2 separate regions of the Homo sapiens genome follow, and region 2 is linked to region 1. Evidence: read pairs that join two places in POLR2A ChIA-PET (ENCODE). Cell type or tissue: Caco-2. All regions are shown on one strand.

Region 1 (8,000 bases):
GCCTCTGGGGCATCAACCAAGAATTGAGAGCACTACACCCAAAAAGGACTGAAGCCTGTTGTTTTCTGGAGGTTTTATGTTCTCTTTTTTCTCTCTCCCTCTCTCTGTCTCCCTGTCTCCCTTTCCCTCTCTCCATTTTTCTCACAGGGATTTTTATTGAATCCTCAAAAAAGAATAAACCAAAACCAACCAGCACAAAACTCTTTTAAAAGTTTATATTACTGGCTGGGTGCGGTGACTCATGCCTGTAATCCTAGCACTTTGGGAGGCCAAGGTGGGTGGATCATGAGGTCAGGAGATCAAGACCATTCTGGCCAACATGGTGAAACCCTGTCTCTTTTAAAAATACAAAAATTTAGCCAGGCATGGTGGCAGGCACCTGTAATCCCAGCTACTCAGGAGGCTGAAGCAGAATCGCTTGAACCCATGAGGTGGAGGCTGCAGTGAGCCGAGATCCTGACACTGCACTCCAGCCTGGGAGACAGAGAAAGACACTGTCTCAAAAAAAAAAAAAGAAAGAAAGAAATAAGTTTATATTACATGTTATGACTTGATTACTGTTTGGTTTCCAGTATCTTTCTATCCCATCTAGATGAGCTCTTAGTTGAAAATGACCTGCAGCAGGGTGGGGGAACTTTCACCATACCTATTGCTTTTGTCTCGCACTGTAACCCTTCACCCTGAGTGTGGGAAGACCACTCCCCTTTTTTACTGGGAAAATGCACCATCCTATTCCATGCAGCCTTGCAGGGGTCTGTCTCTCCCTGATAAAGGTGCAGCACATGGGAAAATTACACAATCACGTCAACCAGACTTCACCAGAAATCTAAATTATAAAAAGAGGTGCACTCAGATTAAAGGCAATTTCTTCAGCACCCTTTTCAAAGGCAATTCCCTGGGTCTGTACCTGTATGCCTGGCCAAGATTCAGGGAATTCCTTTAGTCCCCAGCTTTTTCTGGGCATAATCATTCAGCATTTTCTTCCATCTTTTAAAACACTGCATTGGCTTCCTAAGGCTGCTATCAAAAATTACAACAAACTTAGTGGCTTAAAGCAACACAAATGCATTATCTGACAGTTCTATAGGCTGCAGGTTTCAGATGGATCTCAGCGGGCCAACATCAAGGTGTCAGCAGGGCTGAGCTTTCTTCTGGAAGCTCTGCAGTTTTCTTCCTGCACCTTTATCCCAGCAATGGCAGGTTAGTCCTGTGCACCATAGCTTCCTTCATCCATTTTCAAAGCCAGCAAAGGAGCGTTGAGTCCTCACATTCCATCATTCTGAATTCTTCTTCTCCCCACTGTTCCATTTTTTAGGACTCATGATTACATTGGGCCCACCTGGATGATCTAAGATAATCTCCCTATTTTAAGGTCAGCTGATTAACAGCCTTAATTTCACATGAAACCTCAATTTCCCTTTGCCTTACAAGGTGGCATATTCACAGGACCCAGGAGTTAGAATGTGGATAGCTTTGGTGGGAGACAGAGGGGACATTATTCTACCTACTACAGCCACTGAGTGCTTTTGCCACCTGTCACCATTTTGCTCCATTTAGACACAACTTTAGTTGCTTTGTGTGAAGAGATTCTCATTCATAGAGTTTTCATTTTTGTGTAAAGTAGTGGGGGGCCTCCCCTTGGTTATTGAAAGAGTATAGAATCAAGATATTTAAAAGTATATTAGCTGGATTTTATTTTTCACCATGCCTGATTTGGCCAAGAAAGAATGTTAAGTTATGTCACGTGGGCTACTTGAAATCTCAAAAAGTTCAAAACATTGGGTTCAAAATCTCAGAGACTGAGATATATTCCAACCAACTCGGCCCTGTGGAAGTGCCAAGTTTTCCTCAGTGCCACTCTTGAAACTACATCACCAACTGACCCTTTAATATATTTTTGCACTATATAACATTTATTTCTTAGAGTAAGTTCTTCCCTAGAAAAGAAGCAGTTTGGACACGTATATTAAGGCCGTCACATAGAATATTATCCTCTCATTGCTAGGAGGTGGCCTTCAAGATGGCTGACTAGAGGTACCAGGCACTGTGCCCTCCCAAAGAAAGACCAAACCAGCAAGTAGATAATCATACCTTGAAGAGGGCATAAAAGAGGGCACTAGAATTCAGCAGCAAAGTGACAAGGAATCTCTGAGGTATGGAAGGAAAGGAAAATGAAGCAGCAGCCCAGCCAGAATCAGCTTAAAGCCAGGACAGGCTCTCCAGTGTGGTGAAAAGGTAAAAAAGAGAGCCCCAGTGGTCCATATTCCCACTGTGGACACTGCAATCCTAGCCAAGGGACAGTCTCTCAGCCCTCGCAGGCCCTGAGACTACTATAGGGAGCTGCCTGGAATCTATGTGATGGTCATTGTCCCAGAGAAGGAGTTGGCACTGGATCATCTGCACCCACCCCCAGACACAGGCAGCTGTGGCACAGTGCCATTTTGAGAGCCCAGCCCCCAACAGACTACATCTTGCCCTGGGGCCCAACATCCCCTGCATCTCCACATCTCTGGACCCTCAGTGACATTCCCTCTTGTCCATCCAGAGGCCTGCAGAGTCACAATACCAGCTGAACTCACCAGTGTAGGCTGGTCCCCATCACTCTAGCCTACAAAGTGTCCTGCACTCCAGGGAACTGGCAGTGCCATTCACTAGGGAGGCTGCCCCCAGAACAAAGGGAGCTGAAGCAGGCACTCTTCACAAGTGGAGTGTCACCTTCCCAGGGCCACTGACACTGACAGCTATCCTGACCCCCAGGAGCAGGGCCACTGCACACCTGCAGGCATCCTCAGGGGATCTGGGGACTCGCCTGCCTGGGCACTATTCCAGGGCCAGAACACATGCCCATCCCACCCATTGCTGTCACTACCACTACCCAAGCTCGTTGTCCAGGAGGCTGGGGATCAACCCACACTGCTCTCTGTCATTGGCACCTGTGCATGCCTTCTTGTGACCTGAGTATGAGCCCACCCAGCCTGGTGGTGCCTGTGCACATTGTCTGGGAGCCTGGGGATTAATCCACTATGCCTATCACCATCAAGTGCCTGTGTGTCTCCTGAGAGCCTAAGGATAGGACTTCCTAGCCTGCCATCACCGCTGCCACCAGTGCCAACATATTTGCACCAGGTGAAAGCCTGAGGACTACTCTGTCCATCATGTTGCCATGACTGTTGGTGTCTGCACATGCCATCTGGGGTCCCAAGAGTTCACCTGCTATGACTACTGCAATTGCTGATGCTACACATGCCTCCCAGGGTCTTGAGGGCATGCCTATCTACCTAGCTCACCACTGTCACTGCTGGCACTTGAGAAAGCCACCTGACTCACGCCTGTAATCCTAGCACTTTGGAAAGCTGAGGGGGGCAGATCACCCGAGGTCGGGAGTTCGAGACCAGCCTGACCAACATGGAGAAACTCCATCTCTACTAAAAAAAAAAAAAAAAAAACACTACAAAATTAGCCGAGCGTGGAGGCCCATGCCTGTAGTCCCAGCTACTCAGGAGGCTGAGGCAGAAGAATTGCTTGAACCCGGGAGGCAGAGGTTGCAGTGAGCTGAGATCACGCCACTGCACTCCAGCCTGGGCAACAAGAGCAAAACTCCTTCTCAAAAACAAACAAACAAACAAAAAAAGCCACCTGAAGGCCCAAGGATGGCCTGCCTGAAACTTCAACCACTAGTGCCCACGTAAATCACCCACAAGTTCAAAGACCAATGCAACTGGTGCCCAAGGACCAAACTGCCTGGCCTGTCTTTCCCCAGCAAAATCTCACCACAGCCTCCATCAACAATGAAGGCTAAGACACTGAGGAGCTCACAGACATCAGTGATGCTGATTATAGCTGAAGAAATCATAGAAGTCTAAACTACTGAACCAACCCAGAACTAAAGGCAAAGTGTCTTACTGATTCAACAGTATAGATACAGCTACAGAAGTCAGTCGTTTACTACCAAAGCCAATCTATAAAATTAGAAGAAGCAACTGTTTTACCAGATATTCAAATATCAATGTAAGGACATAAGAAACATTAAAGAGCAAGGAAATATAGCATCTCTGAAGGAAAAACAATAATTCTCCAGCAACAGATTTCAACCAAACAAATCCATAAAATCAGTGAAAAGGAATTTAACAGCTGAAATTGAATAATTCAATAAATAAAATAATACAATTTGAGAACCTCAACAATAGACTAGATTAAGAAGATGAAAGAATTTCTAAACATAAAGATCGGTCTTCATATACAGGATTAAATGGATTAAAGACTTAAATGTGAAACACAAAACTATAAGAACCCTGGAAGACAACCTAGGCAATACCATTCAGGACATAGGCATGGGCGAAGATTTTATAACAATGACACCAAAAGCAATTGTGAAAAAAGCAAAAAATTGACGAATGGGATGTAATTAAACTAAAGAGCTTCTGGGCAGCAAAAAAAAACTATTAACAGAGTAAAAAGACAACCTGCAGAATGGGAGAAAATTTTTGCAAGCTATGCATTCGACAAAGGTCCAATATACAGCATCCACAAGGAACTTAAACAAATTTACAAAAAAAAAAAAAAAACCTTTAAAAAGTAGGCAAAGACATGAACAGACACTTCTCAAAAGAAGACATACATGCTGCCAACAATCATATGAAAAAAAAGCTCAAGGGTCATGAGGGATTATGACAGACAGGAGGCAGAACTAGATTGCAGCTCTGGACAGAGCAGCATGCGGAGGCTTGCATTGTGAGTTTTAGCTCCAGATGGACTGCAAGAACAGACTAGCAATCCTCACAGGACCCACAGACCCCCCGAAGGAAGCAGACTGCTCTTGCAGGACCTGGGAGACACCCCAAATACTTTTAAGTCCCCTAACCACGGAAATGGGAAAGGGAGACCCTCATCTCCTGAACACACACCCCCACTGGAGAAGCTGAAAGTCTGTTTGTGGGAGAAGTTCCTGACTTCACCTGGAGCTGAGTCAAGTTAGAGAGCTGAGCTGAGAGACATACAGGAGTAGAGGAAGTAGCAGAAAGGCACTGGAAGGCCGCTGGATCCCCAAGTAACCCATTCTTGCCTGGCACCACAGGCATCCATCAGGAGGGTGGCCAGAGGAGCAGGGGGTAAAACTTCACAGGGAGAAGGACTTCTCTAGCTGAACTTTATAAAAAATTGAATGCGGCGAGAAGCCTCCTGGCCAGAACTCAGGGGAGGGTGTGAATCCGGCTTGCAGACTTCACAGGCAGGGTAATAACTGAAGCGCATTTCTTTGTCAGTCGGGAGGCAGAAAGCCTCAGGTAAGTTTTCAAGCCAGATTTGCCTTCGGCCTGGAAACAGACTCCGAGCTATCGCAAGGGGCATTGTGGGAGTGAGACCAGCCTTTCAGTGTGCATGGAAGCTAGCTTTCCCCCACTTCCCTGACAACCTGCATGACTCAGCAGAGTCAGCCATAATCCTTCTAGGTACACAACTCCAGTGACCTGGGAATCTCACCTCCATCCCCTACAGCAGCCAAAGCAAGACCTCCCCAAGGAGAGTCTGAGCTCAGGCACGCCTAGCCCTGCCCCCACCTGATGGTCCTTCCATATCCACCCTGGTAGCAGAAGACAAAGAACATATGATCTTTGGAGTTCTGGAGCCCTGCCCACCACTGGTCTCTCTCCACAGTGTCCGGAATTGGTGGGTTCTTGGTCTCGCTGAGTTTAAGAATGAAGCCGCAGACCCTCCTGGTGAGTGTTAACAGTTCTTAAAGATTGTGTGTCCAGAGTTGCTCATTCCTCCCAGTGGGTTCATGGTCTGGCTGGCCTCAGAAGTGAAGCTGCAGACCTTCGCAGTGAGTGTTACAGCTCTTAAAGGCGGCGTGGACCCAAAGAGTGAGCAGCAGCAAGCTATACTGCAAAAAGCGAAAGAACAAAGTTCCCACATCATGGAAGGGGACCCAACCCTGTTGAGCTGTGGGCTCCGGTGGCCTGCTTTTATTCCCTTGTCTGGCCCCACCCACATCCTGCTGATTGGTCCATTTTACAGAGAGCTGATTGGCCCATTTTGACAGAGTGCTGACTAGTGCATTTACAAACCTTTAGCTAGACACAGAGTGCTGATTGGTGCATTTACAATCCTTTAGCTGGACACAAAAGTTCTTCAAGTCCCCCACCAGATTAGCTAGACACAAAGTGCTGATTGGTGCGTTTACAAACTTTTAGCTAGACACAGAGTGCTGATTGGTGCATTTACAGTCCTTTAGCTAGGCAGAAAAGTTCTCCAAGTCCCCAGCCAGCCCAGAAGCCCAGCTGGCTTCACCTCTTGATGGCACTTGCCAGACAGGACTTTGCAGCACCCAGCCCTGGCACTCCAGCTGCCTAGAGAGAGCTCATCTCCCAGTCAAGCCCAGCAGGCACCGGCCAGCCGCCCCAAGTGTGGGGCCTGCTGAGCCCGCACCCACCCCGAACCTGCACCAGCCCACAAGGGCCACACACAGCCCCGGCTCCCACCAGGGCCTCTCCCTCCACACCCTGCGAGCAGAGGGAGCCAGCTCCGGCCTTGACCAGCCCCAGAGAGGGGCCCTCACAGTGCAGCGGCAGGCTGAGTGGCTCCTGGAGTGCAACCAGAGTGGACGCCGAGGCCAAGGAGGCGCTGAGAGCCAGCGAGGACTGCTAGCATGTTGTCATCTCTCAACACTACTACAGCGGATGCTTTCTGGAAAGCGCCACCTCCCAGCAGGAGGCCCATCAGCACAAAAATAGAGCCGTAAACCACCAAAATGGTGGAGGCAGTTTGAAAAACAGGTTGGCAGTTCTTAAAGAATTAAAAATAGAGTTACCATATAACCCAGCAATTCCACTCTTAGGTATATACTTAAGAAAATAGTTTGTACCTAAGAGTTGAAAAATTCTCAGTGAATGCTCATAGCAGCATTATTCATAATAGCAAAAAAGCTGAAATAACCCAAATACCCATCAGCTGATAAATATATAAACACAATGTGTTATATTTATATAATACAGTATTATTTATTGATAGAAGGAATGAAATAGCTATATATCCTACAACTTGGATGACCTTGAAAAATTATGCTAAGTTATGGAAGGCAGACACAAATGGGTATATAATTTATAATTCCAGTTATGTAATGTCCAGAATAGTCAAATCTATAGGGATAGAAAACAAATTAGTAGTTTCTGGGGATTAGAGAAGGAGTTTCTTTTTGGGGTGATGGAAAGGTTTTGGAATTAAATAGCGGTGATGGCTGCACAACATTGTAAATATACTAACATCTATTAAATTAAACAAATCAAAATGGTTGAAATAGTGAATATTTTGTTATGTGAACATTATCTTAATACAAATTGTTTTGATAAATGTAATGTTTTGGAGTGTCCCTTTTTATTTGTTTTCTTAGAAGAGGTTGGATATAATTAAAATTTTTTAAATTTCTGAAATGTTGTTGAAAATATAAGTTAAGTGCCTTCTTTTTTAGGAGGTTATTGATTACAGAATTAGTTGCTTTATTGATTACAGAATTATTTGCTTTATTAATTCAGGAAAACATTCTTATTTTCTGTTTCACCTTGAGTTAATTTTGTCAAGTTTCTTTAATGGTTTTGCATATTTAAAGATGCTTCCTTTTTTCCTGTTATTTTTATTTGTGCATTTTATTTTCTTTGTAATTCATACTGCAAAGACTGAGATGTTTCTGTTTTCTATTATTATTTTCTTCTGAGATCAGATGAGATCAGGAGTGTTCATGATGGTATTGCCAAAGACTCACCATTATTATTTTCTAGTATCAGCATTTATGACTCTGAATTTCCTCTTTAATATTGTACCAATGGAATCCAAAAGTTTTAATAAGTAATATTTTAATTTCAATATATTTTATTCACTAAGATTTTTTTCTTTAATCAACTGGGTTTTAGAACCCTTTTTTTATAATTTCATATCAGTGTGACACTCTACTTTCTGTAGAGTGTCAGTTATTTGACTTTTGTTAAGATTTGGCATGTAGAACAAATCGT
Region 2 (8,000 bases), 350 kb after region 1:
GTTAAATTGGTAGCCCTACCTTTTGGCCTTTATGTTGCTTGATAGACCTTAGGGGTTGAGGTCTGCCCACCTCTATTCCTGTCTGGCCAGAGTTCAATTGGCTATAAGTCTCTTGGCCACAAGGGTCCCACCAAAGGACTGGATGGACCTGGAGCAGGCAACCTCACCATCCTGGCAACAACATGATACAAATTTTGCCATTGATGCTGCCTGTGGCTGATCTCAGCTAAAAAGAGGAAATGTGAAATAAAAAGAAAACCCGCCGGGTGCGGTGGCTCACACCTGTAATCCCAACACTTTGGGAGGCCGAGGCAGGTGGATCACCTGAGGTCAGGAGTTCAAGACCAGGTTTGCCAACATGGTGAAACCCTGTCCCTTCTAAATATACAAAAATTAGCCAGGCATGGTGGTGGGTGCCTGTAATCCCAGCTACTCAGGAGGCTGAGCCAGGAGAATCGCTTGAACCTGGGAGGCAGAGGTTGCAGTGAGCCGAGATCACGCCACTGCACTCCAGCCTGGGTGAGAGAGCGAGACTCTGTCTCAGAAAAAAAAAGGAAAAGAAAAGAAAAGAAAATCAAAGCCCCCTCAACTGACTGAACAAACCCATCTTGGCCAAGGAGACCCCACAAAAACTTCAAAATCTAAGTTTCTTGGCTATGATAAGACAGGAGGCTGGTCACACCCCAGTACACCCTCTTCCTTACTGTTACCGACTTTTTTCCTAACAGTTAAGAAGAAACCAGTCCTGGAAAACAGATGGAAGAATCCTGCTGATTTCAACTTCAACCACCTGATGCTGTGGCCAGACGTCCCTCTTTTTTTCGTGTTTTTATTTTGTTTTGTTCTTGTTTTTGTTTTTTTTTTGGAGACAGGGTCTCTTTTTTTTTTTTTTTTTTTGAGACAGGCTCTGTCACCCAGGCTGGAGTGCAATGGCATGATCTCGGCTCATTACAGCCTCTGCCTCCTGGGTTCAAGTGATCTTCCCGCCTCAGTCTCCCAAGTTGCTGGGACTACAGGCACACACCACCATGCCTAGCTAACTTTTGTATTTTTTTGTGGATATGGAGTTCTGCTGTGTTGCCCAGGCTTGTCTCAAACTCCTGGGCTCAAAGGATCCACCTGCCTTAGCCTCCCAAAGTGCTGGGATTACAGGCATGAGCCACTGGGCCCGGCCTCTTTTTGTGATTTTGATATGACAGCTGACCAGCTCACAAAGCATTCCTTCCTGATCAATTCCTATTAACCATGGGGTGGTTCTGGCCAATTTAGAGAGGCGGCACACAAAGTGCCTTTGTGTCCTATGTTTCGCCTTTTGATGTGTACAGCCTAAGTCTGCATTTTTTTTTTTTTTTTTTTGAGACGTAGTCTCGCTCTGTCACCCAGGCTGGAGTGCAGTGGCACCATCTTGGCTCACTGCAAGCTCCACCTCCCGGGTTCATGCCATTCTCCTGCCTCAGCCTCCCGAGTAGCTGGGACTACAGGCACCCGCCACCACACCCGGCTAATTTTTTGTATTTTTAGTAGAGACAGGGTTTCACCATAACACATGTTAGCCAGGATGGTCTCGATCTCCTGACCTCGTGATCCGCCCGCCTCGGCCTCCCAAAGTGCTTGGATTACAGGCGCGAGCCACCATGCCAGGCCTAAGACTGCATTTTAAGGTTAAGTCTTGGCTGGGCATGGTGGCTCACACCTGCAATCCTAGCACCTTGGGAGGCCAAGGTGGGAGGATTGCTTGAGCCTAGGAGTTCGAGACCAGCCTGGGCAATATAGTGAGACCCTGTCTCTCTCTTTTTTTGCGGGGGCGGGGGACGGAGTCTTGCTGTGTTGCCCAGGCTGGAGTGCAGTGGTGTGATCTTGGCTCACTGCAACCTCTGCCTCCCAGGTTCAAGCAATTCTGCCTCAGCCCCCAATAGTAGCTAGGATTACAGGTGTGCGCCACCATGCCCAGCTAATTTTTTTATTTTTAGTAGAGACGGGTTTTCACCATGTTGGCCAGGCTGGTTTCGAACTCCTAACCTCAGGTGATCCGCCCATCTCGGCCTCCCAAAGTGCTGGGATTACAGGCATGAGCCACTGCACCCAGCCTTCTTTCACTATTTTTAAATAAAAATATAAATAGGCCGGGTGCCGTGGCTCGCACCTATAATCCCAGCACTTTGGGAGGCCAAGGTGGGCAGATCACTTGAGGCCAGGAATTTGAGACAAGCCTGGCCAACACAGTGAAACCCCATCTCTACTAAGAAATAATATCAAAAAATAGCTGGGTGTGGTGGTGCACACCTATAATCCCAGCTACTCTAGAGGCTGAGGCAGGAGAATCACTTGAACCCATGAGGTGGAGGTTGCGGTGAGCCGAGATTGTGACACGGCACTCCAGCCTGGGTGATAGAGTGAGACTCTGCCCAAAAAAAAAAAAAAAAAAAAAAAACAGGCCAGGTGCCGCGGCTCACACTTGTAATCCCAGCACTTTGGGAGGCTGAGGTAGGCGGATCACTTGAGGTCAGGAGTTTGAGACCAGCCTAGCCAACATGGTAAAACCCCATCTCTACTAAAAATACAAAAATTAGCCAGGCATGGTGTCAGGCGCCTATAATTCCAGCTACTCGGGAGGCTGAGGCAGGAGAATCTCTTGAATCTGGGAGGCGGAGGTTGCAGTGAGCCAAGATCGTGCCACTGCACTCCAGCTTGGGCTACAGAGCAAGTCTCCGACTCAAAAATAAATAAATAAATGAAAAAATAAAAAAATTAATGTTAAATCTCAACCCCAAAGTGAACACAAGATGTATGTAACATGTATGTTTGCTTAGTATACATGCATGTGGCTCCCTTTCATGAACATTCATAGCTTTTCCTATAACCCATTAATATGTATGCTAGCCAACCCATTTTACATAAAACTCCTGTCCCACCCTTCCTCCCTCAAATTGCCTGCTTTTGGTCTCAGCCAAAGGCTCCACTTACCAGCCTGCAGGTTACAACCTGACATAAGAAAAAATATTGTTTCCAAATATATAGATCTGGTGATTTTAAGTTGACACTTCTCAGGTTGTCACAAGATTCAGGTATGGCTCACTGTTGCAGGACATAAGCTGGGATCTCCTGGGAATTGGTCTGCTTGCAGGCCCTAGAGAGCCTTCCTTCTTGGTTGATTTTCCTCTAGAGATCCAACTGTCTTCTCAGGCTCCCCTGCCTGCCTCCTCCTTGGGTCCTTTCTTGTGGCATTGCCCAGATTACTGGGCCCCCATTTTCCCTACACTTACTGCCACTCATAGTCTGATGGTTCCCACATCTGCATCCAACCTGGACTCTTCCCCTGAGCTTTCCCCTCTACAACCACCTTCCCCGGGCCAAGGGCACACAGGCACCTCGACAAAACAGTGTTCTATGTTTCTTCCTGCCCAAACCTGCCCCTCCCTCTCCCTTTTCCCATCTGTGGTACCACCATGGGCTCAGAGAATAAAAAAAATGAAGGCTTCTGTCATTGACTGGGGTGGAGATGGAGGGAAGAGTTAGCCCAGAATCACAGGTGCTGTAGAAAGGATACCTGAGTTGCCGGGAGAGGGGGTCCATGAGTTGGGGATGGAAGGAGAGCTTGGCCCTTCAAACAATTGAAGATCTGATCAAAAGATTCAGAACATCTGTGATTTTGTGGCTGGTGATGGGTGACACCTGGGCTAATGGGGTTGGGGGAGTTGGTGGCTCTACAATTTATGGCCTTGGGAGATCCTTGCTCTCTATAGCTGACTGGGAGGTTGGAAGCCTGGGCTCTAGCCCTTGCCTTGATCCTCCGGATCTCATTTTCCTCATCTGCCTAACAGGACAGAGGGGTTGGAAACTGATGAGATTAGCTCAAAGGATCCTGGCAGCTCAGGCTGCAAGATTTTTTTCAGACCTCAGTGTTTGGGAAAAAATTGGGTAGGTGGAGCTTAGGGACTGGCCTTAGGCCTGCACTGTTAATTCACCCCCTCCCACTACCCCATGGAGGCCTGGCTGGTGCTCACATACAATAATTAACTGCTGAGTGGCCTTCGCCCAATCCCAGGCTCCACTCCTGGGCTCCATTCCCACTCCCTGCCTGTCTCCTAGGCCACTAAACCACAGCTGTCCCCTGGAATAAGGCAAGGGGGAGTGTAGAGCAGAGCAGAAGCCTGAGCCAGACGGAGAGCCACCTCCTCTCCCAGGTATGTGACACTCCCCATCCCCCTTCAGAGGCCACACACCCTATGGCATTCCCACCATGTGTTAAGGATTTTCTGAACTGGAAGGGCCCTCTGTTTGCCTGAAGGCCAGAGAATCTTGAAGTGGAGACTGAGGCCCAGACCAGAGTGTGGCCTGCTCAAGGTTAAACGACAAGTTAGTGTTCATCCCCCTGAACTAGTACCTGGGCTCTAGCCCTTCAGTCCAGAGCTGAGTTCTCAGCTCTTCTAGTCTGGGGCCCCAAGGTTGGGTGTGGGGGTCATGATTGTTGGTGGGGAGGGGTCACAGCTGGACTAAGACCTGAAGGTGAGACTAGGCAGGTGGGAAAGGAGCTTGCAGAGTGATGCTGCTCAAAAGGACAGGAAGAGAGCCTGGCTTCAGAAGCAGCCACAGCAAGAGAGACTACTGACTGAACAGGTGGGCTCCACTGGGGGCTGGGGAAAGGATTTTCTCAGCCCCCATCCCCAGCACTGTGTGTTGGCCGCACCCATGAGAGCCTCAGCACTCTGAAGGTGCAGGGGGCAAAGGCCAAAAGAGCTCTGGCCTGAACTTGGGTGGTCCCTACTGTGTGACTTGGGGCATGGCCCTCATCTGTGCTGAAATGATTCCACAAAGATTAAACTGGCTATCATTTGTTGATTTCCCCCTTCTTACATTTAATCCTTGCAGGAGAAAGCTAAGCCTCAAGATAGTTTGCTTCTCTTTCCCCCAAGGCCAAGGAGAAGGTGGAGTGAGGGCTGGGGTCGGGACAGGTTGAACGGGAACCCTGTGCTCTAAACAGTTAGGGTTTGTTCCCGCAGGAACTGAACCCAAAGGATCACCTGGTATTCCCTGAGAGTACAGATTTCTCCGGCGTGGCCCTCAAGGTTAGTGAGTGAGCAGGTCCACAGGGGCATGATTGGATCCTGGAATGAATGAATCAACCATGAGAGAGTGAATGAACACTGGAATCAATAGAGTAGCAGAGTAATGGATTGTGGAGCAGGAAAGAGAGCTGCTGGGTGGGAATTCAATTCCAGGCTTATATGAGCCCTGCTGTGCAGTCGGCCTGGAGACAGCCCAGCTCAGGCCCTGCCTAGACCCCTGTCAAGGAGGCCCTGTCAAGAGGAGAGGAGGGGCAGCACGGGGGCAAGGCAAGCTTGTGAGCGGGAAAGGCATGTCCACTTTAGCGACTGGTATGTGGAAGATGAGTTAGAGGAGACAGATGGAGAGAAGTCATAGGAAATAAATTCTGAGCATTTTAGGAGGGCCCAGACACCTGGTGTCCAGTGGAGTGAAGGAAACAGTCGCCTCCCAAAATTCAGTGTCTGAGGTCAAAGGATTGAAGTTCTGTGATGACCAAGGAGAAGCCAGCTCTGTGGTAGGGGGCACAGGAGCTCCCCAAGGCCCCAGGGCTGTCCAGCTGGCTGTCCCCTGCCAGCACCCATGTCCTGTGACCCCACCCCACCAAGATCCCATGGTTTCCGGGAAGGGCCTACTAAACTAGCTTGAGTGATGAGGCTAGAAAGGGGCTGGGACCAAGGTTTAAAAAGCAAAACAAACTAACAAAAACCACACTGCAGCCCCCCCAACTAAAACATTTTTATAAACTTTTTTTTTTTTTTTGAGATGGAGTCTCGCTCTGTCACCCAGGCTAGAGTGCAATGGCACAATCTTGGCTCACTGTAACCTCCACCTCCTGGATTCAAGTGATTCTCCTGCCTCAGCCTCCCACGTAGCTGGGACTACAGGCACACGACACCGCACCCAGCTCATTTTGTATTTTTAGTAGAGACAGGGTTTCACTATGTTGGCCAGGCTGGTCTCAAACTTCTGACCTCAGGTGATCCACCCACCTCAGCCTTCCAAAGTGCTGGGATTACAGGCATGAGCCACCGCGCCCAGCCCATTTTTGTAAACTTTTACAATGAAGTAATTTGGTGTCAAAATCTGACCTGAAAATTAATGTGAGTTTATGTATAGTTTTAATTTATCCCACTAGTGTAACTGTTTCACCCCAGAATATACACTTGATTATTGGGTATATGAAAATTATATTTTCTTTGAATCACCTTTGATGAAATCCTAAAAAATTTTAACCCTGAAACATTTGAATAAGGCATTGTGGACCTATGGCAAACTCCTGGCTATTTCTGCATTTTGCCCAAATCCATCCTTGAATTATATCACCTGAACCTCGTGACCACCTGGAGAAGGCAATGAGGCTCAAGCCAGGGAGGGGTGGTGTCTAATCCTACCTTTCATTGGATCTGGGAAAACTGAGGGAGATGGGGGCAGGGCTCTATCTGCCCCAGGCTTCCGTCCAGGCCCCACCCTCCTGGAGCCCTGCACACAACTTAAGGCCCCACCTCCGCATTCCTTGGTGCCACTGACCACAGCTCTTTCTTCAGGGACAGACATGGCTCAGCGGATGACAACACAGCTGCTGCTCCTTCTAGTGTGGGTGGCTGTAGTAGGGGAGGCTCAGACAAGGATTGCATGGGCCAGGACTGAGCTTCTCAATGTCTGCATGAACGCCAAGCACCACAAGGAAAAGCCAGGCCCCGAGGACAAGTTGCATGAGCAGGTGGGCCAGGGGGTGATCTGGGGTGGTGAGGGACTGGCTCAGGAAGAGGAAACGAGGACATGGAAATGCCAAACCCCATTCACTGGTGAACTGAAGTGGAGGAGCCCTTCAGTTTGCATTAATATGGGTGACTATTTCACAGACACTGTGCCAAATGTCGGTACAATGCCAACAGTTCACCTTCTTGGTTGTTGAGTTTCCGCATTACAGAAATAAGGAAGCAGGCCCAAAGGAGAGCCTGGGAAATGAAGTTGGAGTGACCCATCCTGGGGTTGCTTGATTTAGGGATTTAGACTGGGAATGACTCCTCCAAAGATCTGAGGGAAGAAACTGCACACTGTGCATAGTGGCCTCTTTTCTGCCAGCCCTAAACAGCTCAAGAAGGGAGAGTCTCTCACATTATGAGGCTGTGTGCAAAGCATTCTTTTTTTTTTTTCCTGAGACAAAGTCTCCATATGTTGCCCAGGCTGGTCTCAAATTCCTGGACTCAAGTGATCCTCCCACCTCAGCCTCCCAAAGTGTGGGATTACAGAAATGAGCCGTACGCCCTCCTGAAGCATCTTGGTTCATGCATCTCGCAAAACTTTGGGCTGTGTCTCTCGACCACATTGGACCTGAGGTCTCCCTATAACATTTATTTTGCTACCACCCCTTTAATATCCTGAACATGATGATATAACTAAAGAAAAAGCAGAGGAAAAGTAATTTGTAGGCCAGGTGTTACGGCTCACGCCTGTAATCCCAACACTGTGGGATGTCGAGATGGGCAGATCACTTGAGCTCAGGAGTTCGAGACCAGCCTGGGCAAGATGGCAAAACCCCATCTCTACTAAAAAATAAAAAAAATTAGTCAGGTGTGGTGGCACATGCCTGCAGTCCCAGCTACTCAGGAGGCTGAGGTGGGCAGGTCAGTTGAGCCCAGGAGGCAGAGATTGTAGATCGTGCCACTGCACTCCAGCCTGGGCAACAGAGTGAGACCTTGTCAAAAGAAAGAAAGAACGAAAAAAAGAAAGAAAGGAAGGAAGGAAGGGGAGGAAGGAAAGGGAGGGAGGAAAGGGAGGGAGGAAAGGGAGGGAGGCAAGGGAGAGAAACTTGTAATACGCATTTCTTTTTTTTTTTCTTGAGATAGAGTTTTGCTCTTGTTGCCCAGGGTGGAGTGCAGTGGCACAATCTCAGCTCACTGCAACCTCCACCTCCCAGGTTCAAGTGATTCTCCTGCCTCAGCCTCCTGAGT

The links. Peaks named below come from ENCODE experiments on the same cell type or tissue, not always from the same donor. Only the 100,000 strongest peaks of a DNase experiment are listed, where the experiment ranks them.
Region 2: POLR2A ChIA-PET joins it to region 1 with 5 read pairs; 1 of 35 experiments calls an interaction of 5 or more read pairs at or near these places.

Annotation. Positions count from the first base shown.
Region 1 is chr11:71,837,511-71,845,510 of GRCh38, forward strand. It overlaps DEFB108B (defensin beta 108B), which reads left to right. Exons shown (of 2, transcript NM_001002035.2): 2 at 1-200. The coding sequence ends at 52. The region is part of intron 6 of XNDC1N-ZNF705EP-ALG1L9P (XNDC1N-ZNF705EP-ALG1L9P readthrough); the gene reads right to left. It also overlaps the pseudogene RNA5SP342. Among named protein-coding and RNA genes, the nearest start is that of DEFB108B, 8.3 kb to the left of the region's middle. In Caco-2, no CTCF peak of the experiment used is centred here; DNase peaks (open chromatin) are centred at 4,751 and 5,351.
Region 2 is chr11:72,185,576-72,193,575 of GRCh38, forward strand. It overlaps FOLR1 (folate receptor alpha), which reads left to right and starts at 6,565. Exons shown (of 4, transcript NM_016729.3): 1 at 6,565-6,766. The coding sequence starts at 6,599. The region is part of intron 2 of FOLR1-AS1 (FOLR1 antisense RNA 1); the gene reads right to left. In Caco-2, no CTCF peak of the experiment used is centred here; DNase peaks (open chromatin) are centred at 4,156, 5,346 and 6,556.